3 separate regions of the Mus musculus genome follow, and regions 1 and 2 are each linked to region 3. Evidence: chromatin loops called from intact Hi-C (ENCODE). Cell type or tissue: left cerebral cortex. All regions are shown on one strand. Each heading gives the region's core, and the rest is flanking DNA. Links, peaks and the distances in the headings are about the cores only.

Region 1 (10,320 bases), core at 784-8,783, 790 kb before region 3:
CAGCAAGATGCCGCCCGTGCCTTTTGTTTGTGTAGCAGAAGGTAGCATGGATTTAGTTTGATGCCAAAACAGTCTACCATTCTGGTTGTCTTAAAGCCTTGAAACCAGAGGTTCTCAGGCCTTGGATCCCCTTTCACAAGAGTCACATATCCGCACATCAGATAATTACGTTACAATTCATAACCTTAGCAAAATTCTAGTTATGAGGTAGCAATAAAATAATTTTATGGTCGGGGGTCGCCCACAACACGAGGAACTGTGTTAAAGGGTTGTAGCATTGGGAAGGGTGAGAACCTCTCCTGAGACCTTCTCTTCTCAGAGAATCCTAATGGTAGAGTTCAAAATCCTACAGTGTTTCCATATCAGAGGACTTGTTTGTCTGCACTGCTTGTCTATGCTACGCATAGCAACCAATATGAAGTTGCTGCTGACCTATAGAAACAGTGAATCCATGGGCTTCAGCCTCCACTGTTGTAAGTCGGCTGGATATGGGAACCAGAGGGCTGAGGATACAAGGAAGTGGATATATAAAAAGAGATTTATTTTATGTTAATAATTTTTTTTACTTCACCTCATTGAAGTTGGGTCACAAAATCAAATGCCAAACCTCTTCGCATGGAAGGAATTAAACATTCCTAGCACTGCTGAAAAAGCAAGGCGCGCTCCGCTGTCTGCGTTAGATCCATGACCCAACTGTAACAGAGTGTGCCAAATAAGTCTAACCACGAACCGAGACAGGGAAAGCAGGGCGCTCTGCCCACTGTGCCAGCACAAGAACCACGTGCGTAGCAGGTGAACAAGCTCCCCTGAGAACAAGACCAGGCCGCTACCTGTCATGCAAAACCCTGGATTTTCCAGTCCTCCTTGCTGTAATTCGCACTCCCTTCAAATGCATCTTGTCCAGGCTGGTTTGCTAAAACAGCTGGATGAATCTACAGGAATGCAGAGAGCGAGGGAACTGCCACGCCTGGCTTCCCCAGCCCTCTCTTCCTTTCTCCCTTCATCCTTTGGAATTTTGATTAGATTATGACAATTTGGCTCGTTCCAGGAGCAAACACTGCATCTTCTGGCTTTTCTAGTTTGAAAAACAGATGGTCCCTTCACTGGGCCCAGGGGAAAAGGAAAACAACTTGTTATCAAGAATTTCCTTTGGCTTCTGCTTTGCAGTTTCTAGTTTCCCAACATGCAATTCCTTGACGAGCTGGTGCGCTTGTGGGCTAGAGCCAGTGTGAGCATCCAGGAAGCAGATCTGTAGCAACTTTTGTCTCCCCTTGCCCATTCTCCCAGCCCAATCCTCATCCCTGGCCCAGTGCCTTCAGAAGTCAGAGCAATAGAACCCTAACCTGTTATTTATGTTACTCGAAATCACTGTTTCGAAACTCAATGTAAATTAAGCTACGGGTCAACCTCAGAGAAAATTAATACAGAGTAAACTATTTTCTATACTGCAGTTCCAAAACCCCAAAGGGGTTTTTATTTGAGCAAAAATATACATGCTTAAAGGAGCTCCTTGGCCCAACTTGAATCGCTCTGAGTGAGACAGAGTCCAGTTTGAACTGGATTTTCCTTTGTAATCTCTGTGGCATTCCAAACATTTCTACACATCAGGATTACATCATATTCCCCCCTCCCTCCTCCCCCTTCAATACAAACAGCCATTATACCCCATTTTCATGACCTTCGGGTTCCCAGTATCAAATTACCCAGCTGGTAATTTCTATCTCCCTTGGTTGCTAAGAGATGGCGATGGTCCAGACCAAACTAATATTCCTGAACGCTGAACCTCAAGTTGCCATAGGAGTGAATGAAACTCAGCCGGAGCACAAAAGGGCTCACCATTTGGCAGCCAGGCTGTGTGTCTTTCACAGCTGCAGGAGACAGTTGGTCCAGAGAACCTTTCTGCCATCTCCCTGCCAAGTCACTGCCACGTTCTCAAGCGGTTGACACAATGGCTTTCAGCAGAAGAGCTGCCATTTACATTACAGAGATCAGTCTGCTGTCCCACCGTCTCTTCTGAATTAAGTTTCATGGTTCCATAGCTAAAGCCCCCCCCACTCCGATACAACAAGCCCTTTTAATGACAACAGTCACAGAGAAGGCACTTGTAGGAAATGCTAGTGTATCTCTCCTCCTTGTGGCCTGGCCTGCTTGTCTGCTCAGGCTCTTACTCCCCAAGCTGCTACTCTGGGGCTCTCAGATGAGCCCTTCCTGGGTATTGTCCCACCATGGCCACATCTCCCCTGGGAGCTTTCCACACTGGGAAAGCTTTTCCTGGCTGCTCTCTGGAGAGGATCCAAAGCTGGAGGGAGACACCTCAGGGCTCCTGATTAAAAGCCCTCGCCTCTACGGTAGATGCTCGAGGATAATTTGGCTAATCGGTCAGCTTGATCTGGTTTCAGATTCCTCTGACATTTTCTCATCCTCAACAAACCTTCAGAATGCAGAATTCAGAACCCCAGGTCCAGGATGGACTGCCTAGGGACCTGTGACAAACGTCAAACGTCACATTTCTTGTAAGAACAAAGGTTTCTAAGCTTTATGCTTTGAAGGCTCATTTTTCAAGTTAGAGCTCATAATTTGTTAGCCCAGGTCATACCCCAGGATTCCTAACACTCTGCAATATCTGTGTTTCCAAACAGAGTCCTGCAACAGCATGCCCAGCTTTAACTTTAGCCAATCCAGTCAGGTAGCAATGTCAGCAGGATCCCGTAAAATGGAGAAGAAAGACACAGATAATGAAATAAACTAGGAAGACACTTCATACCTTGGACAGAGGTGCCTGTGTCAATTAACACTAATTATTCAATCAAGACATTTGCCCTAGTGGGAGGCACAGACTCCATTCACCCCAATTAAGCCAGTGGATGCTGAAAGGATTTACAGGAAAAGCAAAGGAAGGTAGAATATATTCAGCAGTCGAGAGGCACGGGGATGTGAATCCGTCCTAGCTCGTGGCCGTGACCTTGGAATTCCCTGTTGACGTGTAAGACAACCCAAGAAAGGTTGTGCATGATAATCTGCAGTTTAGGACATCTGAGTTCTGCTGCAGCATGCGTTACCGTATACCCTCACCAGCAGACTGCAGGGCCAGTCACGGGTCAAATAACTTCTGCTTTCTTTAAGCCCTTCGATAATTAGAACCACAGAGATAATGGGATTTAGCCTAGCTTGTGGAACTATGTGTTAATTGCAATGATAATTTTCATGACTATGGACCAATCCATTTATTACTTTTAAATTCTGAAATTTTTAAATGAACCAACAATATATTACTTTGAGTTTTAATTTGAAATATTTAATAGCTATTAGCCCAGATTTTAGAAAAGGGGAAAATTTTGTAATATGTAAGAACCTGGCTTATCATAATTGTGCACTTAAAATACTTTCCAAACTAGCCTCAGCCTGTAAAGAGATTTTCTTGCACTTTGAAGTCTATTCTGTTATCTGAAATGGTTAGATAAGTGTCTCGGGGAATTTGAGTGAATTTGGAATAGTATTAGATTATGAACCAACTGAACATTAGCCAAAAAGAAGCGAATGGATGGCTGTAAATACTCTGATTTTCATAGGAAGCTTGCTAGGTTTAAAGGTGTGTGTGCGTGTGTGTGTGTGTGTGTGTGTGTGTGTGTGTGTGTGTGTGTGTGTGTGAGAGAGAGAGAGAGAGAGAGAGAGAGAGAGAGAGAATTAAGGCCCAAGGAAAGCCATGATTTAAAACCTCTCCTTTTACTTCTAAGTGTTCCTTTGAGCTTCAGCTGTGAAGATTTAAGCCTCGCCTCCTACTGTGGGTTCAAATCATGACTCTGTCACAGCAGACTTAAATATTTTTGGTAGTGAATGCGTGCCCTAAATTTCACAGTCGGCAGTTCCTCTCAGCTTCTGGTTCTGCAGAGATGAAGATGACAGATTGGACAGGGGAGGAATGTACTCTCTTTGTTCAGCCGCTGTGTGAGTCTCAGCAACAACCATGATACACTGAAATAAGCCACGAGTCAGACAGGGAAGTTATGTAACTTTCTCCAAGAATAAAATATCGTAAATCTGAAATTGTAATGGAAGTCTCCAGTTTTGGTTGACTACTGTCCAATGAGCACATGAGGGGAAGACATTTCTAAAACAGGTTCCTCTCAAATTTTATGTACATCTGAAACTCTGGGATATCATAAGTGAGAAGTGTGGTTTGGGAGGCAAAGTGGGGTACAGACATTTTGCAACGCTAACATCTGCCAAGGGGCTGCCTAAGCGTCCAGTGCAGGAACCACACTTAGGGCAGCAAAGCTCTGAATGTTAGAGTCCAGATGATGCTTTGTAGCTTTTTCTAGCAATAAAGAATTTTTTGGAAGTTGCATAAAGGGAGCAATATTATGTAAGACAGTCCCCGGACCTAATAGGACATTTGTACTGTGGTATATGTTATATTATATAGTAAATGCTATAATAATAATTGGGAAATTAATGTTTTGCCATTTAAGATGTTTTTTGTAAGGGCAATTAAATTTAAAGTAAACCAGTAAATCCCAGCATCTATGGGCTATTTTATTGGGAAATAAAGATAGTAGTCTTGAAATAAAATACATCACATATGCATACTGATACATACACCAATTCTTCTCATTAGTTGATTGATCCTTCACCGATCAATGATCCTTCACCGTGGAAATTAATATAAGGTTATGTAAGTTGGAAGCATCTCTAAGCATCATTGGCTGCCAGGTAGAGGTAGAAATCTGCATAGATAATCTTAGCAGCAAGGCAAGGCTGAGGAAGATGAGGCTTAAAAGCGCATTTCTCCATGAACACTAGATGGCGCTGCAGAACAAGTGAATGCCAATTGTCCAGGGGCTTCCTTTCTGGGAGTCACTAAATCTTGCCACACTTTTACAGATAGAAATCCAAATGATCTTGGGTTTATATTAGACCTTTGGACATGTTTTAAAGGCTTTTTTACTGCAGAATGCCATTAATCTATTGGGAATTTAAACATTGCACAATCTATTAGTGTTTTTAATGTGTACATGTATGCTTTTTAATTCTTCATAAATTACTTGGATAATATTATGGGTCACAAAGACCGTTCAGTGCAGTCATACAAAGGAGGTTCTAAAACTCAGCGTTGGCGATTGGGAGCAACTCAAAGCCCTCTCTTGCTTTCAGGGGCTACTTTGTAGCAAGTTGATGAACTTGATCAGACAATGCCTAGAAATGATTTCCTGGCACAAAATCTCGTGTCAGAGTAAAGCAATTTCACGAAGTTGCATTAGTTCTCGCAGTAAAACCCATGAGTCAGGGAGGATTAACATAATAGAGGAGGGATCAGCAAGCATGCTAGTGGAATGCCTGCTTAATAAGCCTACCAGTAACATCACTACAGGGTTGAAAGCAATCGTTACACGTGTGTGTGTGTGTGTGTGTGTGTGTGTGTGTGTGTGTATTCATGTAAATACACGTCACAGAGGTTTAGTTCTCTCACTCGACCTTGTTCCTCTGCTGTCGTGAGTTTTTTTGGGTTTTGAATCAGGGTCTTTCTTGATACGTGAGTTCTTACACGTTCTTCCTGCCCCTACTTCCCTTCTTGCCATAGCACTCTGGTATTACAGAGGCACAGCACCATACCCACCTTTTCTGACTTGGGTTCTGGGAATGGAACTCTGGTCATAAGGGTTGCAAGACAATCCATCTCCCTTTCCCCTAGTCCCTTCATTTTCTCTCTTTTAAAAGACTTATTATTTTTATTTATGTGCGCCTTCCCTCCAGCCCTCCTTTTTTTTTTTTTTTTTTTTGGATAGAATAGAGTTTATTCAGGGCATGGGTAGGGGAGTTGAAAGGCTTGTAGAGGCAGAGAAAGGCAGAGAGAGAAGTAGAGGCCGGCCATGCACACATGGAGAGAGGGGGGAAAGGAAAAGCGAGAGAGCAGGAACAGGAAGGCAAGAGCAGGAGCAAGAGGACCCCCATTCCTATTTTATGAAGAGCTATTTACTACTGATGGTCTGCGATGGATATCTAGAAATATTAATGTTGATGAAAACAATGTGAAAATTTTTCAGCAAAGGATTTTGCCCAACTGCTGTGCAGGGCACTGGGGGACTGGCGAGTCTTTGAAGGTTGTCATGTTGATGGTAGGACTTTGATAAGGAGGAAGAAACGTGAGTGTCTACAGGAGGTACTTGAGAAAGACAATGTTCAGAAGCAGGAAGACAGCAAAGTACACCAAAAGTGAAAAACCCACTGCTTCAAACCACACTTTCTCATGTGGCACTGCAGCTGGGTGAGCCAGCAAAGATCTTCATCCACTGGACCTCAGCAAAAGTGTTTAACATCCTGTAGAAGCTTGCAGCCACAGCATATCTACACACAGAGGCCTAAACCCAAATCAGCAAAGTCCCAGCCCACAAGGATCTTCCACTTTAATGCCGTGTGCCTTGAAAGATCTATGTGTTGTTGCTGAAGGCTTCAGTGTACTCATTTCCTGGGTAGGAAGCAAGGCATATAGGGACGAAGATTGGCACTCCTCCAGGAGTATAGAGTATGGAATATTTGGGGTATAAAACTAGCCTTTCTGATGTCATTTCTTCTCAATGTCCTTGGCATTCAAGATGCCAGCATCTTCCCCAACAATAAGCGTGTAATTATGAGCGTTCTTATCAGGTTCCAGCTCTGCACATGCCCAGTGAAAGGTTCCTTTGCCGAATCCAGTGCTTGGAGAGGTAGAGAGGCCATCACTAGTGTGGGAGGGGCAGAGAGATGGTGTCCAGAGCACAGCCAGCAGGCGACAAGTCACTTGGCGAAGTGAAGGAAGGGGTTCAGGGAGACACGGCAGCGGGACAGAAAGAAGAAAGTCAAAAATGAGAGGGGGAAACAGAAGCAAATAAAAGCAGGGCATTTTCATCTGTGGTGATGGATGGAGAGTTGAGCAATGTGAGTCAAGGGAGCGGAGGGCTCCGGTTGAAAGGAGTGTCACTACCTCAGGGCTCACAGCTGGCTGTCAGAGCACTGGGAAGAGAAAGCCAACCCATGATATGCCCATCTCTGATTTGAAGATAACACGGTCAAACAAGCAGCGGTAAGACAGGGTGTCTGAGGATGGGCCTCCACGTTTGAGGCCAATGATCACCTCTGCAATAACACTTCCTGTCTATGTGGACGATAACGTTTTTGTTACAGGTTTGTGAGAAGTCTTATATGAATGCTATTTTTAAAAAAAAAGTTTTCATTCTGGAAAATGTCAAAGATATAAAAGCAGGGTAAGAAAGAATCATAAGCTTCCATGAATCCATCACTGAGCAAATCAGATGGGGTCTTCAGCCAGTCCCACTTTATCTGAGTTCCCCCAATTATAATTAAGCCTTCTGGTAAGCAAAGCGGGTACACAGTGGGATTGCAGTACAGACAGCTAAAACACAAGAGCCCTGCCTGCTTTGTAACTATAACCACAATGCCACTGTAGATTCCATTTAAAGTTAACTCCTTAGTGTTAAAATATAAATTACTGCCTGCACTCTCTCAACTGTCGTGTTCTTATGCCTTATATTTTTAATCATTACCCAAAAAGGGGTACAGCCACTGAGTGGTAATGCGTTTCTTCTTACCTCTATTGTCACATTTGCTCTATCCCTGAATTCTCTTTCCTGGAGTTCTGCTGAAGGAACAGGCTTGTATGCCCTGCAAAGTTTCCCAGACTCCATTTTTTTTTTTTTTTTTTTTTTTTTTTTGCTTACTGTACTCGAATTGTTTAGCACAATCCCCTCTCCTGAAAACTGGCAGATCTGGAGGCTTGCTTGTGGTTAGGCTTCTTTTTCTTCATTCCTCTCTCCCCACCCTTCTCAGAATGATTGATATACGGTGGTGTGTGGTTTTGGCAAGAGGGTTGCATATGATGTCTTCCCGTTCGTGATTTTATTAGCGAGAAGAATTCACTGCGAGCTTCATGCTCCATGGATGTGGGGATCTCTGTAGTCATTCTGATTACAAAAGATCCCACCAGAACCACTCACAGGAACAACATACCCTAATTTCCTTCAAGTGTGACTGTGGTCTCCACTCCAGAACAGCTGAATCACTGGCTTGCCTTTCAGTCACCTACAGCCTTATTTGAGGAACTTTCGTGAGCCTGGGCGACTTCCTGCTCGGGACCACACTGCCGCAGCTTCTTCTCCAAGGTGCCTGAGATGCACAAGTTCAAACTTCCTGGCCGTACGCCTGTGGTGATCACTTTTTCTCAAATCCTCTTATCTTTTTTTTTTAACTAAGACATGATTTACATGCAATATAATTTATCTTCTTAAGTGTAGAGTTTGGCAACTGTTATTGAAGATAAACAGCAGCAAGACCGAGATACATACCACAGTTTTCAGCCCCTAGATATTTGCCATTTTTAGAATGTCATTTAAATGGAGTCACACAGCACGCAGTTTTTATTGTGCTTTATGTAATTCATGCAACATAATGCTTTGGGATGTATCAATGTGACTGTACACAAAAGTAGTTAATTTGTTATGTTCTCAGTAGGTCCTCTTGTCCTCTATATGGGAGACATTTTCCTCTCTCTCCTTCTCCCCCTCTCCCTCTCTTTCCCTTTCACCCCTCTCTGTGTATTTGTGTGTGTGTGTGTGTGTGTGTGTGTGTGTGTGTGTTTACCAGTGGATGGGTATCTGGGTTGTCTCCAGGTTGGAGCTGTTACGAGTCCAGCATCCCTAAGTTATCCCCTGCTGTGCTCGTGTGCATTTGTTCTTTCCTTCTAGCTTAGGCTCCTTTCCTAAAAATTTCAATCTTTCTCCCTCGCTACCTTCCTTCATTCCTTTCTCTTCCCTTCTTTCTTTTATTTTTTCTTCTTTTTCTTTTTCAGATACTGTCTGATTATACAGCCCCAGCTGGTCTGGAACTTGTTGTGTAGACCTAGCGAACATTGAATTTAGAAACTTGTCTGATTCTGCCTTTGGGGTGCTGGAATTAAAGGCACACACCGCCACACCGAGCTTACTTCTAATTTTCAGAGGTTTTTTTTTTTTTTTTTTTTTTTTTTCCGCCTGATTTTAAAGATCTTCCTTCTCTTTAATAAGGAAACTTGAGTTGTCCAAATTCAAGTATGTGTGTACATATGTGTGCATGTACATGTTTGTGAATAAACTCACTGATGCCAAAGCTGGCCCTGGGTATCCTCCCTCTATCATTTTCTACCTTATTTTCTGAGGCTCTTTCATTGATTCCGTGGTTCACTGATAGTCTACTCTAGCTGACCAGTGAGGCCCCTGGGGTTATTCAGCCTCTGGTTTATGTGCTGGGATTACAGGCCTGTGCTTGGCTTTCTTCAGATGCTAAGGATCTGAAATTGGGTCCTCACACTTTACCCAGCAAGCAGTTTACCCATTGAGCTATCTTCTCAGCCTGAGTGTTTCCAAGTCTTACTCCTGTTTGCATTTCATAATTTAAACCATTTTCTTAGTAGCTTTTGGCTTCATCAGGAGAATTTCATATCATTTCCATAGATGTGGGCATATCTTTCTGGTATACCTTCTTTATCTGCAAATACATTAGTATGTTGCGTCTCTTTTTAAAATATAATTTTGTTTGGTAATTAATATCTTCTCTTGCCCATTTTCTTTACAATTACTGTAGATACTAATAACACTTTTAAAAGCATTTGCAATTACAAATAATATTTTTAAAAGCTTTCCTCAAAAAATAACCTGGAAGGGGCTTGAAAGGTAGGTTAATAGCTAAAATCATGTGTTGCTCTTCCAGAGGACCCAAGTTTGGTTCCTAGCACCCATGTCAGGCAGCTCACAACTGCCTGTAACGCTCTCAAGGACTGGATGGCTCTGGCCTCTGTGCACATCTATACTATGCCTTTGTCATGCTTCCCCCCGCCCCTGCACACCTACACATAGTTTAAATGATAGAAATAAGTTCTCTAGAAAAGAATACATGAAGAAAGTACAGCAGCAGCAGTCCATGTTGATGTCTTCTGTAGACAGTAGTGACATTTTTCCTGTCTGAGAATTTTACAGTCAGATTTATCTTTGTTTTCTGAAAAAGAAACCAATGCACCAAAACTTAAATTTCTTTACGTTTACAGCAAGGCAGCGTTACAGCTCTGAGTTCCTGTGAGCACCCACAGATCACGTCTTAACCTGAGGCACCGTCTTTTTTAAATTATTTTTTCCCTCTACATTTAGTTTTATTTATTTTTTTAGGGGGTGTATTCGTGCACTCTCGTGCGTGCATGTCTGTGTCCATTTGCACATTGCAGTATGTTTAGAAGTCAGAGGACAGCTTGTGGGAGGCAAGTCTTTCTTTCACTATATGGTACTTGGGACTCAAATTCAG
Region 2 (10,320 bases), core at 1,079-9,078, 460 kb before region 3:
CTTCTCTTCTCTCCTCTTCTCTCTCTCTCTCTCTCTCTCTCTCTCTCTCTCTCTCTCTCTCTCTCTTGTGTGTGTGTGTACGTACATAACTATTATTCAAAAGCTAAGCCATAACTTCCAATACCCTCTGAAAGGCAAATACAGCATTTTATTTCATATAAAGCCTTAACCTTCAAGGTGAAAAATTTTATCACCAAAAAATGTGTTAAATCTGCCTTTTTATAAAAGAGGAGAGATGGGACATAAATAGTCAATGTAAATACCATGTAAGATAATTGCGATATTAAGACACTGAATCAATTTTGAAAGAGACTGGAGATGTAGCTTGGAGGTAGAGCACCAAGTAACAGTCTGTTTCAATGTCCAGCACCATGAGAAGGAAAAAAAAAATCTAATCACCTATACAGTTTAAATGGACAAAGATAAAAAACCAATAAGCACCAATTCTGTGACAGTGTTTTCTATCCACATGTACCATTACCAGTTCTCTAAAATAAGGCATGCTAATTTGAGTTAAAGAATGTAGCTAAAGAAGACAGCCAAATCAATAGTTAACTATACTGTTGTCTATACTGTTGGATTCTGCTTTAAACCAATCAGACCAATAGCTATGGTTCTTTAATAAGCAAATACACCTCACCTTTAAATCTACAATTTATATAAACCTCCCCAATGCCTTATCAGGCTTTTGTGACCCACAGTTATAACTTTCTTCCTCTGCTCTACATTCTATAGACAGGTAAAATATAGGTCAATTACAAAGGATTTTTAAAAAGGCACAAAATGAGAAATTTAAAATTAAAGCAACATTTTTCTGGAAGCTGCAGGTTACTTTAAACTATTAGTTTTAGTATGTAAAAATACTGAAAAGGAGTAGCATCCAAATAAACTGGAACTGACAGTAAAATATTTCCAAATACATTCTGGTGAAGTCTATATTTAAACCAAAGTATTTTTCCGGAATAGTCACATCTGGATGTAATGGTTGCCGGAAGAACTGTCTTAGATGGAGATTGAGAGAACTCTTCCATGAAGTGAGGGGTCTCCTCAAAGCTGTTAAACAATCCCTAACATCCTGTTCAAACTGGAAATTGGTTTTGGATTTAAGTAAAATGGGCAATGCCCACCTCACACACCTGCGGAAGGCAACATGCACAAACACTAGTAAACAGAGAAAAAAAAATGTTTCGTTACTTGAACATTTTTAAAAATGTCCTTAGTTTCTACCTTCCCAAAGAAAAAATAAGCTGATGACATATAAGGTTAGATGGCTGAGGAAGTCCTCTCATCTCACTATCTTGGTTTTGATTTAGTGTATGTTTCCTTGTTATTTACTAAGCACTGGCCCAAACTGGATTCCCGTCTTATGGTAAAAGTATGAACTTCTCCCCTCCAACTTTCTCGGAATTTTATTAGTCGTTCTAATAGTTTGTCCTTACTTTCTAGCACCCTGCAGCCTCAGCTTCTCCAGAGCTTGCACCTCACTTGCATTCCCAATAACGCTGGAGAGGGAGGGTGTGAGGGAGTGTATTTATGTGTGGAGAAGTGCACGCGCGCTCCCGAGCTGCTCCCCACCCCCACCCCGATACTTTTCTTTGCTTGGGAACCGAGGGAAATTTTTAGAGGTTATTCCAACAGAAACTCGGGATCCAAGCCCCAACCCTGGGAGCAGTCAAACGACAGGACGGAGTCCCGTGTTTGGGTTGCGCAGTGCAACTTCTCACTCCCTTACCCCGAAGCTTTAGCAGCTGGGAACGTGGTGGCGAACCTAGGGAGGAGCCGAGGAGATAAGAAAAAAGTGAAAGGGCCGATCCCCCGGAAAGGCGGTTAAGTTTGCAAGCCGCGGTCCTGTGTCTGCGGATCCGCGCCCACCGCGCTCCCCCTTCCAGGTGGAACTCGTTAGCAGCAGCAGCAGCAGCCCAGCCGGCCGACCCCGCCACCTTCCTTCCCCGCGCAACCCTCCAAGCCCCGGACAAGTGAAGGTGGCGGCGCGGGGAGAGGACGCCTGGCGGGGCCGGCACGAGCTCGGCGATCAGCAGGCCTCCGCCGCCCCCGGCCCGGTCACCTGTGGAGAAAGCGGCCCCCTCTCCGGCCTCTCTGCCCTTCAGCCGACCGTATCCCCGCGGCCCGGCCTGTGAGGACCCAGGCGCCCGGCCCCAGCCCCTTCAACTGGTTACAACCGGCGGCGGCGGCGGCGACCGAGGGTCCCCGGCGGGAGGGGAGAGGCAGGCCCCGCGCAGCGGGCTCTCCGAGGTCCTACCTAACAACGCCGGTCTCCTCCGTCGCCTCCTCAACGGCAGCGGCCGCGGCGGTGGCGGCGGCAGCGACATTCCTGGGGAGCGCTCCCGCCGCCGCCGCCTCCTCCACTCTCGGCTCGCCTCTCGCGGCCGGCGCGCTCCCCGCGCCCTCGCCGACACACACGCCCCGAAAGCCCGAGCCCCGCGGCTCGCGCTGCCCGGTCACCCGCCCGCTCGCCGGCAGCGGCAGCCCCGACCCTCCCCCCTTCCCCCGCGCCCGCCGTCGCGCTGGGCTCAGTAATGGCGGCCACTCGGGCTCCTCGCGCTGACGGATCTCTCCCTCTCTCTCTCCCGAACTTTACCTCAGCATCTCTCCCGGCGCGCACCGCCGGAACGCACGCACGCGCGCGCGCGGCCGAGCGAGCGAGCGAAGCCACACACACCCGGCCGGGGGTGGCGCGGGCAGCACGGGGGCGCGCGTGCGTGCGTGCCCGCGCCGCCCGCCCCAGAATTCCCCCGCCCCGCGGCGCTCACCTCCAGACGCCTCCCGAGCCGCGATCCCGGTTCGGCCCCGCCCCTGCCCTCGTCTCCCGGGAGCCGAGGAGGCGCGAGTTGCCGCGCCGGAGGGAGGGGGCGCGCGAGCGCGCGGGGCCGCGTCCCCGCTCCAGGCCCGCTCCCCATTGGCTTCTGCCCCTCCCCCTTTCTCCGCCTCTCCCACCCATTGGCTCCCGCTCCTACTCCCTTCCTTCTCACCTTTTCCCTGTTACCCATTGGCGTGAGTGGTTTTCCTCCGCTCTCCCCTTTCTCCGCGTTCCGCTCCTCCTCCGTCCCATCCTCCACGCTTCAGGCGCCTCACGCCGAGCATGGTCGCCGAGCCTTCCCTGCCCCTCTCCCTTGCCTTCCTTCGGTATTTGGCCGTAACTCGGAGTCCTGCAAAGGAACTCAATGTTGTGTTAGCCGTTGCAAGGCATGGCTTGGGCGCCGATCGTTCCTCCATAAATCCCTTGGAGTCTTAGGTCTCTGGGCACTGAAGAATGCAAAGGAAAGAATGTGCCTGAGCTGCGTCGCTCTCCGGCACCTGGAGCCACTCAGACAGAAGCCTGAGCTAGTCGTGAGCAAGAGGAGTCCTTTCCCCGTGGGCACGACACAGACGCAGGCCCTTGATCCTGGCTATTCTTAGGGAAGTTGAGCCACACGCCAAGATTTAGATGGTTTAGGGTAGCCCCAAGGGCTCACCATAAGCTCAACTTCCAACTCTGTTTCCCGACTTTCATGATACTGCCTTAGAATACATTCGGTCTTTTTTTGAGACTTAGAAATTACGCGTTTGGGAGTACGTTGGTTGAGCTTTCTATGTATTATTATTCATCTGTGCATTGACGTGAAAAGGCAGAGAGAATTTGAACGAAGGAAAATCAAGGCCTTTAAGCTCTGAAGGAACTATTTGTGACTTTCCCAAGGTCACCCTAATTTTAAATGGAGATGTTAGAAGGAAAAAAAATAAGTAAATCTGCTCCAATTCATTGGTTCATGTAAAGTGACTTGGGGGGAGTATTTCTCTTTGGAGCAAGATTCATTTCCTGTGCTGAAAATAGTTTATCATCAGTAAATATATAAAAATGCTTTAAAATTCAAATTATTCATAGGCTACATAAGGTACCGAAGTTAGCCAAGGTTGCTTTTTAGTGTTATAATGGCGTAGCTGCTGCCATCCAGAAGTAAATTTACACTCTGTCAGGAAAGAAAACAAAAACTGCCTGTTGGTACAAATTGGTTAGAAAATATTTGTCAGTAAATCTGTCACAATATTCCAGCAGAAGATCTGTTCATTTGTTCCTTCCCTGTGTCCCTCCACGGTTCATTATTCCTCAAAGGTAAACTTAAAATAGTTTAGAAGCAGAAAAGACATTTCTAATTCCTCTGTTATTCGCTCCTTAATTTTAAGAAGTCATAACTAAAATCCTTGATTCCATCCATTGCTGCACCAGAGGCTGTGCTCTGAGGATACTTACAAACTAAGACAATAGGGGAAGCTGAGGACCATTGCAATGAAAGTGACACAGAGAAGTCAGTCAGAAGGGAAGAGAGAAGAAAATTAAGAAGAGGAAGCTCGAATCCCCTACTTAGGCTTGAACAGAATGTGGTTTTGTGTATTTTTTTTTTAAATCTTTGTACTAAAAACCCTTAAACAATGCCTGGAGCCAATTAAAAACCTTAACCTGAATTGAATAGAATGTTAAGTACTATATGGTACTCATGCTAAGATGATTCTGGAATTATTTTCTAAACAACCAGAAAATCTTTAACCATGGGTATTTAGTAACATATGAGAAGTCAAATAAATCAAGGCTCATAAAAGAAATATTAGCATTAGGCATAATTTTCAACTACAGGATCTGACACCAGGTGCAGAAACGACTTGAAATATCATTGCTCTTAATAAAGGACCCTCCCCCAATTTTACCACGGTTTACAAGCAACAATTTTCATACCTGGCATTCCTTTTAGTCCTGCATCATCTATCTTGACTTAGAAGTTTTGGAAACGTAAAACGTTGCTTACTTTTAATAGTAATCTACTCACTAGAACATATAAGTCGCCACTGCTCTTTGTCTTTGTTACTTATTTCTTTTTTAAAAATAAAGCATGGCATTCTGTAGCCATAGAAATCTTAAAATGGGGATTAGAAGCCAGCATTCTGTGACTGATAATGTCTCTATGCTTGTAGATAAGACGCACTAAGCAGTGAGTAGAGAGTGCCATTCTTAAACCTGAACGGGCGCAGCGCTTTCTGGGGGAAAAACTGAAACATTCACCCTCCCCGCCCAAAAGAGAATATTTTAAGAAAAAAAAAATGAGGAAATTGTTCTTTAAGCTCATTGGTGGTACTATGTGGGAGCTGGAATAAATATTACCCAGCCTTCTCACATCTATTACTCTTATTATCTGGAATAAAAAATGTAAATGCTTCATCTGCTGTACTGGATAATTAAAATCACCCAGAGCTTTGTTCTTCGTTTTCTTTGAAAAAAAAAAAGGGGGGGGGAGGAGGAGGGAGGACGAATAACACTCCAGTCAGGCATTTTAGGGTTTTCATTTAAATATTTGTTCTACAGACTAATAGTTCTCCAACATATCCTAACAAGAGTATTAATTTTCATGGTTATTTTGGAACAAAAGATAATACAGTCATAAAAAAATGTTATGACTCTACCCTCTCCTCTGTTGGAAATGCATGAACTATGATAAACTCACAGAAATTTACCCTACAGAAGCAGTTACACCCCCTGCTGGAAATCCCTGATCATAACAGCCTTGTCTTTGGGAGCCTCAACCAAGAACACACACAAAGTCACACATAAGACATTCTTCTTGACAAGTAGAGTCAGTATGTTTGCCTAACTGACACAAAAAGGGTTTTTGGAGAAGAGACAATCTCAGAATATTGTCTTAATGACAGACACAAAGATGGAGAAGTAATGATATAAGTGGCTGTTCTGAAAAGCACATGCAAGACTATTTTCTATTTTCCTATGGCATTTCTCAACTCATTTCCAACCCTCTTAACAGATTCCCATCTCCTCACTAGAATTCTGTCTCAGAAGTTAAGACTGCTGCTGTGGGAAAGCATGGCAAGAGGGGGCTTTGCTTCTGCAAGTGGGCAAATGATGGTATACAAGCAGCCCCTGAGCCATCGGCTGAGTTAAGATGCCTAGGGTTTCCTTGTATCTGTTTTACCGCTACTAATGATAGTTTCAGCATGAAAGGGTGCTAAGCATGTCTTGGCTGTCATCGAGGAAAATATTTTGACAAGAGTTAAGGGAGTTAAAGTAATTGTGAGTACAGGAATGGAAGAGAAGGAGAGGAATGTGTTGACCTTCCCGCCTTTCTGTTCCACTGAGCCGTGTTCTCTTGACTCTCCAGAACCGTATTTTCAGACTGAAATCCCAAAGATGCTATCAGAGTCTATCTTCAAAATGTCATATTCCTGACCCTCTTAGTCATATCTAGGACACAACTGAAATTGTCAAAGTAGTACGCTATTATAAAACAATCACTCTTTTTAGAGAGTTTATTTGTAATGCAGGCTTCTCTTAGAGTAATGACAATTCACTCAGGTCCCAACCAGTACAAGTACTTTAATTAGACAAAATAAAAAGGTCTCCAAGTTATTTCCTCTCGCAAAAGGGGGTATTGTTAGGCCATCTGGACCCTCCGTTGAGTTTTTATGAAGGATCACAGCTTGAATTTAATCAATCCCAATAAGGTTAACCCTGTAAAACTGAAATATAATTGAAAGGGTGACTGGATAAAGGACTCGGATTCTCTCCTAGATTGTTACTGTGTAAACCCCAACCCTTTGACGTGAGGAGCAGACACCTGAGTTGCTTGGCTGTCTGATCATGTGTACATCGTTTTAATTGTTTGTGAATCCTCTCTTTCTTAGTGTAGACCAGATTTAGGTTGTGAGTTCTTCTGGACAGAAATGATGAATGTAAGTTTGGCTCCATGCAATGACGGAACACATGGTTCTCTGTCAAGTGCTTAGCAAATGTTTGCTACCATGGAACACTCTAGGTTTTATGTCTTCCTGGGGTTTATTACTAGCAGAAAGATTTAGATTATATTTTGAAGTACCAGCTGAGATAATCACTTTAAGGGGGAAAAAAAGCCTATGAAAGTTGATTTTGTTGTCCTTCCCCAAGTACAGCCCACGTCTCTCCATATTCCATCTCTCTGGTAGGTGAATGAGTCACTAGCAACAAATAAGTATGGATCTGAGACACCAGGGAGCATTCTCAAGAACTGGTGTAGCATAAGAGTTTCCTGCAATCAACAACAAGACAGCTAATCACTCTGCAATTAAGGCTCTGTCAATTCTCCTTTTTATAAGCTACAGTAGATGGTAAATATTTGTGTTGCCAGTCCATGCTTATGCATTTTCCTGAGAAAGAAAAAGAAACTAAAATATTATAGTTCTTCTAGCTCAACTATTATATATTTCTAAATACTTTTTTGGGGGGACAGAGTTTTATTATGTAACATCCTAGGTTACTAGCCCTGAATTTCACCCTCCTGAGTACTGGTAGCTAGTAAGGAATAATAGTCAAATTCTTTCTGTAATTTGACTTCCCATGCCTCTGCAGTACAGCCCAGAACAGGCCTATGTCATAGGCTTTATTTCTAACTCTTGTTTCATAAGAATGACTTTTAAATAATTACTTTTTTCTTAGAAGTATTTACATTTTTAATTCTGAGATAATGTAAAAAATTGGTGAAGCATTTCATGTACTCCACCTTAAGTCAAACAAGTCAAATTCTTACAAGATTAAATTTAAGTGGAGCCCATTTTAATCATCGTTTTCACTTATTATTATTACTTTCTGCAGTGCTGAGGATGGATCCCAAGGGCACGCAATGCTGGGTAAGCACTCTATCATTGAGCCGTACACTTAGCCTTGTAAGGAAATATTTAAAATTATATTTTAGAAGTATATATTCACTGAGAAAAATGACCACAGTATTGTATGCAGAGTGAAGTCTCACTAAGAAGCAATAATGCCATGATGGTTTGTGTAAAAAAAAAAAAAAATGTTTGCAAACAAGATGGCAACATCATTGACCAGTAAGGTAATATTTAACCTGCTCTGTGGAACTGTGGCTAATGCTAACTTCCTTCTTTTCTCCATCTGTCTTTTTCCTTTTGATTCGTTTCCTCATCCTAAGGTGTACCTTCCTCTTTACTGTCCTTCAGCTTTTTGCTTTTTAGTCTTTCTGTTTGTCTCTCGCAGGCTGACCACTTTGGGCATTGTCTGACTCCACTTATGCTAACCTCTGGCAAAACAAAGCATCCTTTGTAAGCATATTATTGCCACGTGTAGGGTCTAGATGATACGACTTTGATGGCTTTTTAAAGCTCTTATAGACCAAAAACATGCCAACCAAAGAACATGCATGTAATTATGTTTGATGACTCTGTTTTTAAATTCTTAAATCTACCAATCGATACTATTATCTAAGGTGGAAGATGTAGCTCAGTTGATAGAATGCTCATGGAGTAACTATAAGGTTCCATCCTAGCCCCACATAAACCAGATACGGCTTTCCATGTCTGTGAACCCAGCACCAACATTGGGTGTCCTTGGGTCCATCCTCAGCACTGCAGATAATAACAAAAAAAATAATAATTAATAATAATTTATAACAATGATATTAATAAAATGGGCTCCATTTAAATTTAATCTTATAATAATTTGACTTATTTGACTTAAGGTGGAGTACATGAAATGCTTCATAATTTTTTTTACACTATCACAGACAAGAGGATCAGAAGTTTAGTAGTTATCCTCAGCTACACTCCGAGTTTAAGGCCAGTCTGGGCTACATGAGACCCTGTTTCGAAAATAGCATGACCCATATTGGAGATGGTCTCATGGAACATCTACTGGATAGTCTAATCGATCATTTTCACAGGTGCTGATAAAGGAAGTAGATCATTCCAGGGGTTCCTGTCTAACTTTCTAAATGAAAGTAGTTTTATGATAGAATATATTTCATTTAGATGGTCTCTCACTTGGATTTGTTACACATTTATTTTTGCATTCTGCCATCCCATGAGGGTCCTCTTTCTAAGTGGAGGCAATTCTCCAGCTCTTATGTATCACTGCATACTACTGAACACAATACCAGCTTAAGAAGAAATAGCAATGATCTTACTACAGTGCAAAACAGTTAGTGTCAACGCGTCAGTCTGTCGTGAAAGACCACTGAACTGGGAAAGCAGAAGACCAGGATTTCAGCTCAGGTTCTGTTCACTGCTAAGATTTTTCAAAGGCCTTTGCTTCTATTTGTGCTTATTCAGAGAACTTTCTCCACTCTCATGTTAGCTTTCTCCACTCCCATGTTAGCCAGTGAGGCTGTTTTGCACACTGAACCTGGGGAGCAGCATTCCTGCTTCCTGGTTTATGTTAGCGTGGCCCTCACCCACACCCACTGCCACACCCAGGACAAAACTGCTGCTCCTGGCTTTCGATTCCGTTTCAGTTTTGTTCTTACTGCATCCCTCTCCACAAAGATTAAATACTAACCAAACAAAGGATAGGTCCACCCCACCCCACCCCCAAAAAAACCTGACCTTCATTCCAGGTAAATTTATGAGTCTGTAATCCCAGGAAGGGCTGATTGCTACAAATTCAAAACCAGTCTGGGCTACATAGTGAGTTCTAGGTCACCCTGGACTACATGGACAAAACCCTATCTCCAAAACAACCCCCATTCCTAAACCCCACCCTGTCTTTAGGTTTGGATTTCTAGACCTTTCTGAACAAACTTTCCCCATTCAAGCTGTAAGATCTACTGATTTGTTTTTTTCTTTCCCTAACAATAACCGTTTATTTCCTAAGATCACAGCCTTTAAGCTCCCCAAATTCATTCATTACTCTGCCTTTCAACAGTATAGTTGAGGGGCCCATCCTGAGTCTCAGTAGCCATCCTATCCAGGCTGCATATTTTCCATTTTTGCCCATTTATGATCAGTTTTGTTTCTATCCTTAGCTCCAGGTAACCACTAACGTTCTACACACACACACACACACACACACACACACACACACACACACACACACACTTAGAATCTTCATTTCAATAGCATAAGCCTTGAGCAGGACTTTTGAGACATAGTGATCAAAAGCAAGGGTCCAAGACTAGGGTGTGTCCTTGCTATTAGTTCATTACTAGTGTCTACAAAAAGTGCTTAACTCTTAAGCCAAGGACAATTTTAGAGTGGTTCAAAGGACAATTTTAGAGTTTTTCAGTTGCTATTTCCATTTCAGGGATGTGTTACTGTTGTTGTTTAGTTTGTGTTGTTGTTGTTGTTTTACAGGGCAAGGCAACTTCTTGACTCTAAAGAAGTCACATGCCACAGTGATTTAGAGATGAAAAAGAAAAGAGATTACTGCAGTTTGGCCCTTCACTTCTGATTTACTGTGTGTGCATCTTCCGTGTGGCCTGCGGGGGCCCTGTTATTTTGGTACACATCCCAAGTGTCATACTGATTCCAATAAAAGGGTTCTGGTTTTGACAG
Region 3 (10,320 bases), core at 1,643-9,642:
GTCCCAGAAGCTTCCAGCCTCCGTACATCTTATCTAAACCTAGAATGTTTCCAGCATCTGAGACTTAACAGCTGACTGGCTTAGACTCAGCTTTTCTGGCTCAAACTCCTCTCCAAACTGCCTGATTCAACCAGACCCCAACTCTTTCACCCTTTCCTGAACTGTTCTGCTGTGCCTCATACTAACTTTGGAAATATGTTTTAATCTTCTGGATCCTTCTCATCCTCTGGCATTTGAAGGCTCAGGGAACCTTGCCAAAAGGGGATCAGAAAGAACGCAAAATCTAGAGAACAGGAAGAAGAGCCATGAAATGTTACCTTCTGAACAAGACACAGCCATTGTGGTCATGAACTCATAGCAACTGTAGATGCCTGCCTTGGGCCAGTCAATAGCTAGGTAGGATTAGAAGGGAGGCTGAGAAGATGAACCCTATCCCCCACTGCTGAACTATTTGCTAAAGATATATTCAGGGAGAGGAGAAGTCATGATTGTGTTCCTACCTGTGGCTTCACCAGGCTCCAATGAATAGCCCCAATCCAGTGGTGACTTAGACAGCCTTGGTTAAAATCAGTGGGTCACAAAATAAAAAGTGAGTCTTGGAAAGGGGCTGATGGAAGCTGGGTATATCGCTCAGTGATAGAGCACTGTCTTATCATGCTGAGGATCCTGGGAGGCAATACACTCTGGGCTCTCTCACTTCCCTGAACTAATAATGCTTAGGTGATCACATCCTATGACCTTAGACTTATGGATATCTTCAAGCACTGTAAACTGGCCTATCTGCTTTCTAATTCTAAACAAACTGACGTTCAACTCCTGCTAAAGCTATATTACACATCTCAGAATCCAGAAGCAATTACAGATACCATTCCTCACCCAGCAGAAAACCACTGAAGTATCACAGTAAAGTGGACACTAAAGTGGAAACTTAAGGGTTTTTTGGAAAGTCAGTTGGATGGTGTTTAGCTAGGACAAACGTGTGAAGGAACATTTCATTAAAGTGGACACAAGTGTGAAAGGCTAAGGCAGACTCATGAAGGACCGTTTAGCTGAAGCAGACACAGGAGAGAGGATGTTCTGCTAAAGCAAACACATGAAAGGACACATGATGAAGGATTCTTTGCTAAAGACAAGCATGTATTGGTCTGCCCTACATTGCGTAGTTGAGCTCCATTTGTCAGGACTCCAAAGAAAGAAATGCACCAAAAAATTTTTGGTGGTATGTTGCAGTTTCTTGCCACCTCTGCAGACTCGGACTGATTGGAAGAGTGAGGTCACCTGAGACAGACGCACATGCTGAAACAAGACCCATGGAGGGCTATAAATAGAACCCAACGGAGAGTGATGGAGGCTGAGCTTAGCTTGCTTGCATAGTGCGTGTTGGTCTTGTGTCTTTGCTGATCTTCACTTCGATGAGAGAGGCACAGCTGAGAACTTCTGGCATCACTCCAGGTCCCTCCTGCTGACTCGTGCCAAGGCTGAGGCCTGGCTGTTCCTACGAGGTCATGCCAAGACTGCTGCTATTCAGACTCTCCCAAACTGGACTGCTGATGTACGCATCTGTGAAGTGTTTGTGAGGGGATCGAGCTTCCACTGCTGACTCCTGAACTGAACTGCTGATTTCCTGACAATGGAAGTTGCTCCAAAGAACCATTTCTAAACAGGTCTGCTTCCCCATAGTCTTTCTTCTTTCCTACTACCTCTGGTGGGTGGTGGGATGAAAGGGAGGTTAAAGTGTTCATCATTAAAAGTAGACTTAGAAAAAATTAAAGTTACATACCACAAGCCACGACAAAGGATTGTATGCCGGAAAAAAAAAATTACTTCTTCTTGATCTTAACATAGAAATGCTACCAAGAGTTCCAGCTTCCTCTCATCGACCTGACACCTTCCCACATGTAGCACGTGCAGTGGATAAAAACACACAAAAGAATCTCCTATGTAGATTTAGTCAAAGAGGATTATTCTATGTTTAGATACAACTTAAATGCCCAAAGATAGATAGATATAAATATAATTACAAGTACATAAGTAAATAGATAAATTAAGGAAGGAAAAGGGGAGGGAGGGAGGGAGGGAGGGAGGGAGGGAGGGAGGGAGGGAGGCAGGGAGGCAGGGAGGCAGGGAGGCAGGGAGGCAGGGAGGCAGGGAGGCAGGGAGGCAGGGAGGCAGGGAGGCAGACAGAGGTGGTGTTGCCACTCTAGCTGGTTTCATGAACCCAGGAAAGTAAGGGCTACAACGGAGGCAGACTCCAGTCTCATGCAATAGCCAACTCTATTCAGAGCATCAGACAATGTATACTCTGGGGGGTTAAGAAGAATCATGTAAGTAAAATGTTCAGTCACAAGGACAAGCCACACATACCAAAAATGTGTTTTTCTGTAAAGGCATATGAATAACAACAGCTGAAGAAAAAACAAAAACAAAAAACAAAACAAAAAAAAAAAAAGCCCTCACTCCTTTCCACTATGCCCGGGAGGAACATGAAAACACATTCCAAGAACAATTGTGTTTTGAAGAAACTGAGGTCACAAGAAACTCTTGTTGTATTTTTTGGAGTGTTCTCACAAGCACACAGAATTCCCTTCATATTTTTGAACAGGAGGGGAGGGAAAAGAAGGGAATGAGAAGGAAGGGATCAGGAGGAGAGAGGGAGGGAGGAGAGGAGGGGAGGAGGCCAGGGAAGGGAAGGGGAGGAGGGGGGGGGAGGGAAGGACAGACAACTAGCAAAAATTGGTCCAGCAAGGAAGTTCAGTAATAGAGCATTTTTGCATAGCATGTGCAGGGTCCTGGCTTCATTCTCCAGTGTCACCAAAAGTGTGACACAATTTTATATATACTGCATTTAAATGCGCATCAAATGCTGCAAAGAAAAAAACAGGATAGTAGCCTATGACTCTAATCTCAGCAACTAAATGGAAGCAAGAAGATCAAGCATTCTGGGCCAGCATCAGTTACAGAGTACACTGAAGGTCAGCCTGGTTGTTTGAGACCCTATCTCAAACAATAACAACAGCAGTTTAACAGCAGCAGCAACAACAGAAACAAAAACATAGAAATAATTTATTTTATAAAATTACAAAGAAAAAATAATATACCAGTAGGGCATGGTGGTGCATGCCTATAATCCCAGTGTTTGAGAATTAGAGGGAAGGAGGATCAAGAGTTCAAGGTTGTCCTATCTACATACAAAATTCAAGACCAGACTGCGCTACTTGACATCCTGTCTCAAAAAACAAAAACAAAAACAAAAAACACCAAAATGCTACCAGTGTATTTGGCTACTGAAATTGTAATTTATTTTCATTCTTTTCTCCAAGTTACAATTCTAATTGTTTCCTTCACCTTAATAAATTATGTAAGTCATGTTAAAGCATTAGTGTTAGTATATACCTTTCTTTAAAATAGCACTCAGATTTATTCAATTCTCTATAAAATTGTATCATCCAAATAGATTTCTCATTGTTTTGCACTAGAATCAGAATGGTACCTAGTAAATGTGTGTTGGTAGATTATTTTATTTAGTATTAAATTAGTATCACCAGTATCAAGGTTCCACAGAAAAACAGAATTGATATGATATATAAATGGATGAATAGGTACATAGACAGGTGGGAACTGGTTTCCAGGGTTAGAGAGGCAGGTGAGTTGAGAATCTGCAGAGCTGATTGCACAGTTCAAGTTTAAGGCCAACAGGCTGGGGTAGAACCATGAGAAGGTGATGTTGGTTCAAAGGCACACACGCTCGAAACCTGGGAGGGAGGGGGATGCATTCCATGTGCACCTGTGAAGGTCAGAGGACACATTGGTGGAATCCGTTCTCTCCGTTCACCTTTATGTGAGTTCCAGGGTTTAAACTCGGGACGCCAGGCTTTCAACCTGAAGCTTTACCATCTGAGCCATCTTGCTAACCCAGCCAACTCCTTCTCAAGAAAACACTCATGTCCAGTCCACCTAGAATATCCTGAGTTCCTGGCAGTAAGTAGATTTTCAACATTTTTCTGTTGAGAAGTATATTTTATGTTTCCCTTACAACTAAAGAATAAAAAGTAATTCAGGGAACTTTTGAATGTTGGGTGGCTGAAGACTTTGAGAGTCCCAGAGATGTTCTGCATGTATTTTTGAAAACAAGACTTTAGGAGGCAGCAGTTGGATGTTATCATTCAGAGTGATGGTCTGAGTGTCAAATTGACAAGGGGTGGTTAACTGTGTTGTTGTGATGGTTAATCTTGATTGTCAACTCCATGGGATGGAAAGTTGCCATGGAAACAGACCTCTGGGCAGGACGTTGAGGGAGCTTGTAGATTGAACTTGTGGAGAGAGGAAGAGTTGCCCTGAATGTGGATGGCATCATTCTGTCAAGTGGAGTCCTGAACTGAGAGAAAAAGAAAAGCAGGAGCCAGGGATCAATATTGCTCTCTGCTTCCTGACTATGGGTGCATTGTGACCAAATGCTTCCTGCTCCCACCACTATGACTCCCCTGTAGTGATGGTCAAACCCTTGAATTGTAAACCACAATAAACCTGTTTTGAAAAAGTTCCAAAGACATTTTCTAACTAAAAGAAGATAAAAACATAAGTAAGTTAGGCCTTGGAGTAGTGGCACATGCTTTCAATCCCAGGTGATCAGATCTCTGTGAGTTCAATGCCAGCCTGGTCTACAAAGCAAGTTCCAGAGCAGTCAGAAATGTTACATAGAGAAACTCTGTCTCTAAAGACATAAACAAGTAAACAAACAAACAAAACAAGATTTCAAGTAATTATGTCTTCATAAATTCATATATTGATATGGATTATTCATATGAATTATTTAAGATTAAAGAAACTTGCAAATAGTTGATTCCATCTAACTATTTTTAACATTGATATATTTATGATATTAAGTATTAATCATCAAGTGGATATTAGCCCAGAAACTTAGAATACCCAAGATACAATTTGCAAAACACAAGAAAATCAAGAAGAAGGAAGACCAACCTATGGATACTTCATTCCTCCTTCGAATAGGGAACAAAATACCCATGGAAGGAGTTACAGAAACAAAGTTTGGAGCTGAGACAAAAGGATGGACCATCCAGAGACTGCCCCACCCGGGGATCCATCCCATGATTAGCTGCCAAACGCAGACACTATGGCATATGCCAGCATGATTTTGCTGAAAGAACCCTGATATAGCTGTCTCTTGTGAGGCTAGGCAAGTGACTGGCAAATACAGAAGTGGATGCTCACAGTCATCTATTGGATGGAACACAGGGCCCCCAATGGAGGAGCTAAAGAAAGTACCCAAGGAGCTGAAGGGGTCTGCAACCCTATAGGTAGAACAACAATATGAACTAGCCAGTACCCCCAGAGCTCGTGTCTCTAGCTGCATATGTAGCAGGAGATGGCCTAGCCCGCCATCATTGGGAAGAGAGGCCCCTTGGTCTTGCAAACTTTATATGCCCCAGTACAGGGGAAAGCCAGGGCCAAGAAGTGGGAGTGAATAGGTAGGGAAGCGGGGGTCGGGAGGGAGTATAGGGGACTTTCGGGATAGCATTTGAAATGTAAATGAATAAAATATCTAATAAACAAATTGAAAAAAAGTATTAATCATCAAATACACTTACTGTGAAGTGCGGGGAAATTGTTTTGATGGTATTCATATTAAACTACCTGCCACTGTCCCCACCTCTGAAATCTGCAGCATTTAATTCTCTCTTCACTCACCCAATTCCACAGGTTAAGTTTTTGTACTTGTTCCTTAGTCAAAGGCACAGACTAAACCAAAATATAACCAAGCCAATCAGCCATGCACCACTCTATTAAGTTATTTCCGCAGGATTTCACAGATGCAAGCCCTCTCCTATCAGTATTGTGTTCAAGGCTAATGGCCAGCCTTGAATCTATACTCCACAGTCTGCACATTCCATTGCTTGCATTTAAATCACCTGTTGTATGTATGAAATTTTTGCAAAGCTTTTCTTGTTTCTCCCTCTAGTGGTCAGTGACTTTCATTAAAATGGGAAAAGTGTGTACAGTGGTAGTAATGTGCGTGGCATGTGAGGAGAAACATTCAATTTCATTGTGAAATGTGAACCACAGCTGAAGTTACGTCTAACAGTATGGAAAGTGATTTATTTGGGAAAATTTCTTTAGATGCCATATATACTCTCTCGATGAATCCTGTCTGTTGTTATATTAGTAATTGTTTAAGTATATGCTACATCATTAATTCCTTGCTCAGAAATGCACTGCTTTAGGGGCTGGAGAGATCACTCAGCAGGTTCTACTCTTGCAGAGAGCCCAGGTTTCATTCCCGCAGCCACTCGCAACCATCCATAACTTTAGTTCCATGAGATCTGATGTCTTCTTTTGACCTCCAAGGGCACTAAGAAAACATGTGGTATACATACTCACATTGAAGGCAAAGCATTCATACACATAAAGTAAGATACATACATGTAAAAAGGGTAACGTTGCTTTAATGCCTACATGAGACTCTGTCAAAAAGAAAATGAAAACTTTTCCTTAATTAAGTAATTCTTAATTCTCCCTCCACCTTCCACTTAAATTAATCAGTGTTGACTCTTGGCTCTTATATTATATTCCCCTTTCAACTTCTGATTTTATTGCTTACTCAGAGTTATGAAAAATTGTTTAAATTTTTAGAAGCAACATTTAAAACTCTGTGATAGTTCATCAAATAGTGAGATGGTCAAATATGAAAAGCTACAGAGGGAGTTCTGTGTATATGAAAAATTCTGGCTGCATATGTGGAATGGTGACCAAGTACTTCTGAACAGAAGATGGTTTTAATTTTTGTTAAACATGGTAACTAGAGGCTCATCTCAAAAGAGCACACCATGAAACTCAGGGAATAAGGAAACTTGTCATGCTTTGCCAAGATCAAAAAACAGTACTTTTGTTTAAGAAGTAGAAAGGCCATCTTGTTAAAGACAAGTGAGTGTCCTAGTTTACTGTCTATTGCAATGATAAAACACCATGACCAAAACAATTTGGGAAGGAAAAGGTTTCTTTCATCTTACAACTCCCAAGTCACAGCCAAGGAACCTGGAGACAGGAACCGAAGCAGAAACCATACGCTCTTACCGGCTTGTTCTCGATAACTTGCTCAGCCTGCTTTCTTATATCATCAGGTTCCATGGACCCAGAGATGGCACACCCCCACAACCTGCTGAGAACTGGACCCACCCACATAAATCATTAATCAAGAAAATACCATAGATGCAATCTTATAGAAGGGTTTTCTCAATCGTTCATTTTCTCAGATAATTCTAGCTTGTGTCAAGTCAACACACACACACCAGGACAGTGGTCTTCCAACTTCTCATCCAAATTAATTAGGCCCCTTCTGAGAACAAAGAGGACACTACTCACAACATGAGCTCTCCCAGACAATTTGTAATGTGATCACTCTAATAATCTCCGATCATTAAGATAATAATTTATGCACTTCATTAAGAAATAAAGCAAGTTAAGGTAGCTCCTTTATTAAGGAGGTCATGGCAAATCACATAGGCATGTTTACTTATTGTAGGTTGAAGTTTGCTTAGGGACCACTGAAGTACTGAAGACCTGTGTTCTTCAGATTCTTTCTGTAGGGTGACAACATTATTTGTTTCCCTGGAGCCTTCTAAGTTTTAAAACTGAAATTCAGATATTTAAGAACCATCAGACCCAGGAAAACCAAGCGCACTAGTCAGCCTTGACAAGTGGGTAATGTGGAGGAAGGGGCATTCACAGTAATCCCTTGTCTTTCACCAAAACTGAGCCAGCTCCTCCTGACTCTTCTGACCCGGCCCGTCTGTCCCAGATGGCTCAAGGCACTGCCTTCATCCCAAGCATTGCAGTGACTATGAACTTGTTGCTACTGAACATTCTGCTTCCTATACTTCTTCTGCTCCCCATCTGTCAGTCACACCTTTTCCTCTCACAAAGAGTTCATCAAGTCCATAGCTCTCTGGCCTAGGCTTTGTGTTGGCATGGAAAGACCTCCCTTATTATCTATATCAACTTTTACAGATCTCATTCTCATTCTCCTTTCTGTGGTGGTTTGAATGTGTTTGCTTGGTCCTTGGAAAGTGACACTATTAGGAGGTGTGTCCCTGTTGGAGTAAGTGCATCATTGTGTAGGTAGGCTTTGCTGTCCTATGCTCCAGCTCCACCCAGTGATGATGAAACCCTCTCCTGGGTGCCTGCAGAGCACAGTCTCCTCCTGGCTGCCTTTGGATCAAGATTTAGAACTCTCAGTTCCTCCAACAGCACCATGTCTGCCTTCACACTACCATGCTTCCCGCCATGATAATAATAGACTGAACCTCTAAAACTGTAAGCCAGCCCCAATAAAATGTTTTCTTTTATAAGAGTTGCCTTAGACATGGTGTTTCTTCACAACAATGAAACCCTAAGATGCTCTCTTACTAAATAAACATTTAGGAAGAAATTTTTTTTTAAAGTGACTTCATCTTCCAAAGATGGTAATGGTTCCTAGGTGATTTCTATGGGCACCTTACCATACTTAGGTCAAGCTGACTATGGAAAGTTGTTACTACAGTGTAGTGACAATTTTGGAATTTTGGTTTTTTTAAAAAACACAGAAATATTATAAGAATATGTTTCATTTTAATCCCAGGGTAATGTGGAGTATGGAGCTGCTTCAGATGTTCTACAGCAGCTGACTATGACTTGCCTCATGCTCTAGTAGGGGCATGATTTTGCCAGCTGCAGATAGTTTCTGCAACTGTGTGACATTTTTAGTTCTGGGGACTCTTCAAAGGGTATATAAATGATAGGGCCCTAAGAGTTGGTGTGGGTTGTTGGTTGGTTAGTTGGTTGTTGCTCGTTGCTATTGGTTGGAGTTAAGTAGTCCTGCATAAAAAAGAAACAAGAAGAAATTAGATATCCTGACTATGAAGACCAAACTTACCCTCAAGGAACTCAAAGCCCCTAATCAGCAGGAAGTGATCAAATAATAACATCACCCCTTTATGACCCCTGACTTTATTCAGGGGCCTCTTTCCTTTCTTCTTTACCCTTTTTTATCTTCTATCTTGTGAGAAGTGCTTGAAAGGGTGGAAGAAAGAACCCACAGAGGATCCAACATAAGCTATACCACAAAAACACTCTGCAAATTAACAAGACGCTATTGAACCCTAGTTTAGGAAAGATTGAGTCTCTAAGGATGTCAAAAGCATGTTTGGGGTTTTTGTTTTGTTTTGTTTTGTTTTGTTTTGTTTTGTTTTGTTTTGTTTTGTTTTGTTTTAAAGAGCTACAGTCCTATCAAGAGCAAATCATAAAGGCCATATGCCACATAACTTGGCCCAGCTCCAAGTGTCTCACCGAGGCTGGCTTCCGGTAAAGCCTCATCATCACTTGGTATCTAAAACCTGCCTCAAATTCAATAACAGCAGAACCAAAACCCTCAGCTTCCCCTAAAAGCCCTTGATTCCTTTTCTTTTTGCTCTTGAAACAGAGCACAGCCAGATGCAGAAGTCAAGGCCTTAGGAGGCATCTAAGCCTCCTGAGCCCCATAAACACCCCCCACGAAAAGCCTTCTCAAGCCCGCTGCCTTTCTCCGTCTCTGACCTTTCCTTGAGTTGTCAGTCTCCTTGTAGATTTCCTTGAGATCTCCACAGTTGCCCCCTCAGTACATTCTCTGTATGGCACCCATGTCTATGTTGTTATGAGCTAAATCATGCCCCCACAGAATTCAAATAAGTTGAATTCTACCCACTGTATCTCAGAACAAGGTATCTCTAAGAGACAGGGCCATTTAGGAAGTGGCTAAGTTAAAGTGTGGCCTTTGGGGTGAGCCTTAATCTGACCAATCTGACTGGTGTCCTTATGAATAAGTAAAATATTTTAAAAGACTATTCAGGCTCACAGAGATCCAGGAGGGCTCACTTACGAAGAGCAGGCCCTGCGAAAGGACAGCAGGAGGACGAGATGCTCAGTGGATAAAGGCCTAGCCTGACAACTGAATTCCACCTCCAGAGCCCATTGCAGTGGAAGGAGAGGACTGACCGAAGGTTGTGCCACAAGCTGTCATCTGAATGCCACGTGTATGCTGTGGCACATGCTACACAGAAAAAGAAAAAGGAAGGGAGGGAGGAAGGAGGGAGGAAAAAAATTCACAAATTATCTTAAAAGGCAACCAAAGGTAGGCCATATGCCTACTAAATAGACAAGCCCAGAAGGAACCCAGTCATGTGAACTTAATCTGAGCCGCCAGAACTGTAAGAATAATCAATACCTATTCTTTATGTCACTTGTGGCATTTTGATGCTGCAGAGCCAGAAGGTAAATGCACATGATATTTTC

Evidence for each region. Hi-C counts contacts between places; a loop is a spot of excess contacts. Peaks named below come from ENCODE experiments on the same cell type or tissue, not always from the same donor. Only the 100,000 strongest peaks of a DNase experiment are listed, where the experiment ranks them.
Region 1: it touches region 3 in a loop (3-fold over the local background); 10 of 42 quality-filtered maps call a loop at or near these places.
Region 2: a loop joins it to region 3, with 3 times the contacts of the local background. A loop is called at or near these places in 8 of 42 quality-filtered maps.

Annotation. Positions count from the first base shown.
Region 1 is chr12:52,826,907-52,837,226 of GRCm38, reverse strand. All of the region lies in intron 2 of Akap6 (A kinase (PRKA) anchor protein 6), which reads right to left. It overlaps Gm51971 (a long non-coding RNA gene), which reads right to left. Exons shown (of 2, transcript XR_003950181.1): 2 at 5,415-10,320. Among named protein-coding and RNA genes, the nearest start is that of Gm51971, 33 kb to the right of the region's middle. In left cerebral cortex, for the core only: a CTCF peak has its summit at 4,798 (motif pointing right); DNase peaks (open chromatin) are centred at 1,057, 3,888, 4,789, 6,536 and 1 more place; H3K27ac peaks cover 2,075 bases.
Region 2 is chr12:52,496,328-52,506,647 of GRCm38, reverse strand. It overlaps a transcript of Arhgap5 not described here. Among named protein-coding and RNA genes, the nearest start is that of Arhgap5, 15 kb to the left of the region's middle. In left cerebral cortex, for the core only: a CTCF peak has its summit at 5,530 (motif pointing left); DNase peaks (open chromatin) are centred at 1,904, 2,941, 5,537, 7,055 and 2 more places; H3K4me3 peaks cover 2,660 bases; H3K27ac peaks cover 3,476 bases.
Region 3 is chr12:52,034,165-52,044,484 of GRCm38, reverse strand. No RefSeq gene overlaps it. Among named protein-coding and RNA genes, the nearest start is that of Gpr33, 11 kb to the right of the region's middle. In left cerebral cortex, for the core only: a CTCF peak has its summit at 5,989 (motif pointing left); a DNase peak (open chromatin) is centred at 5,959.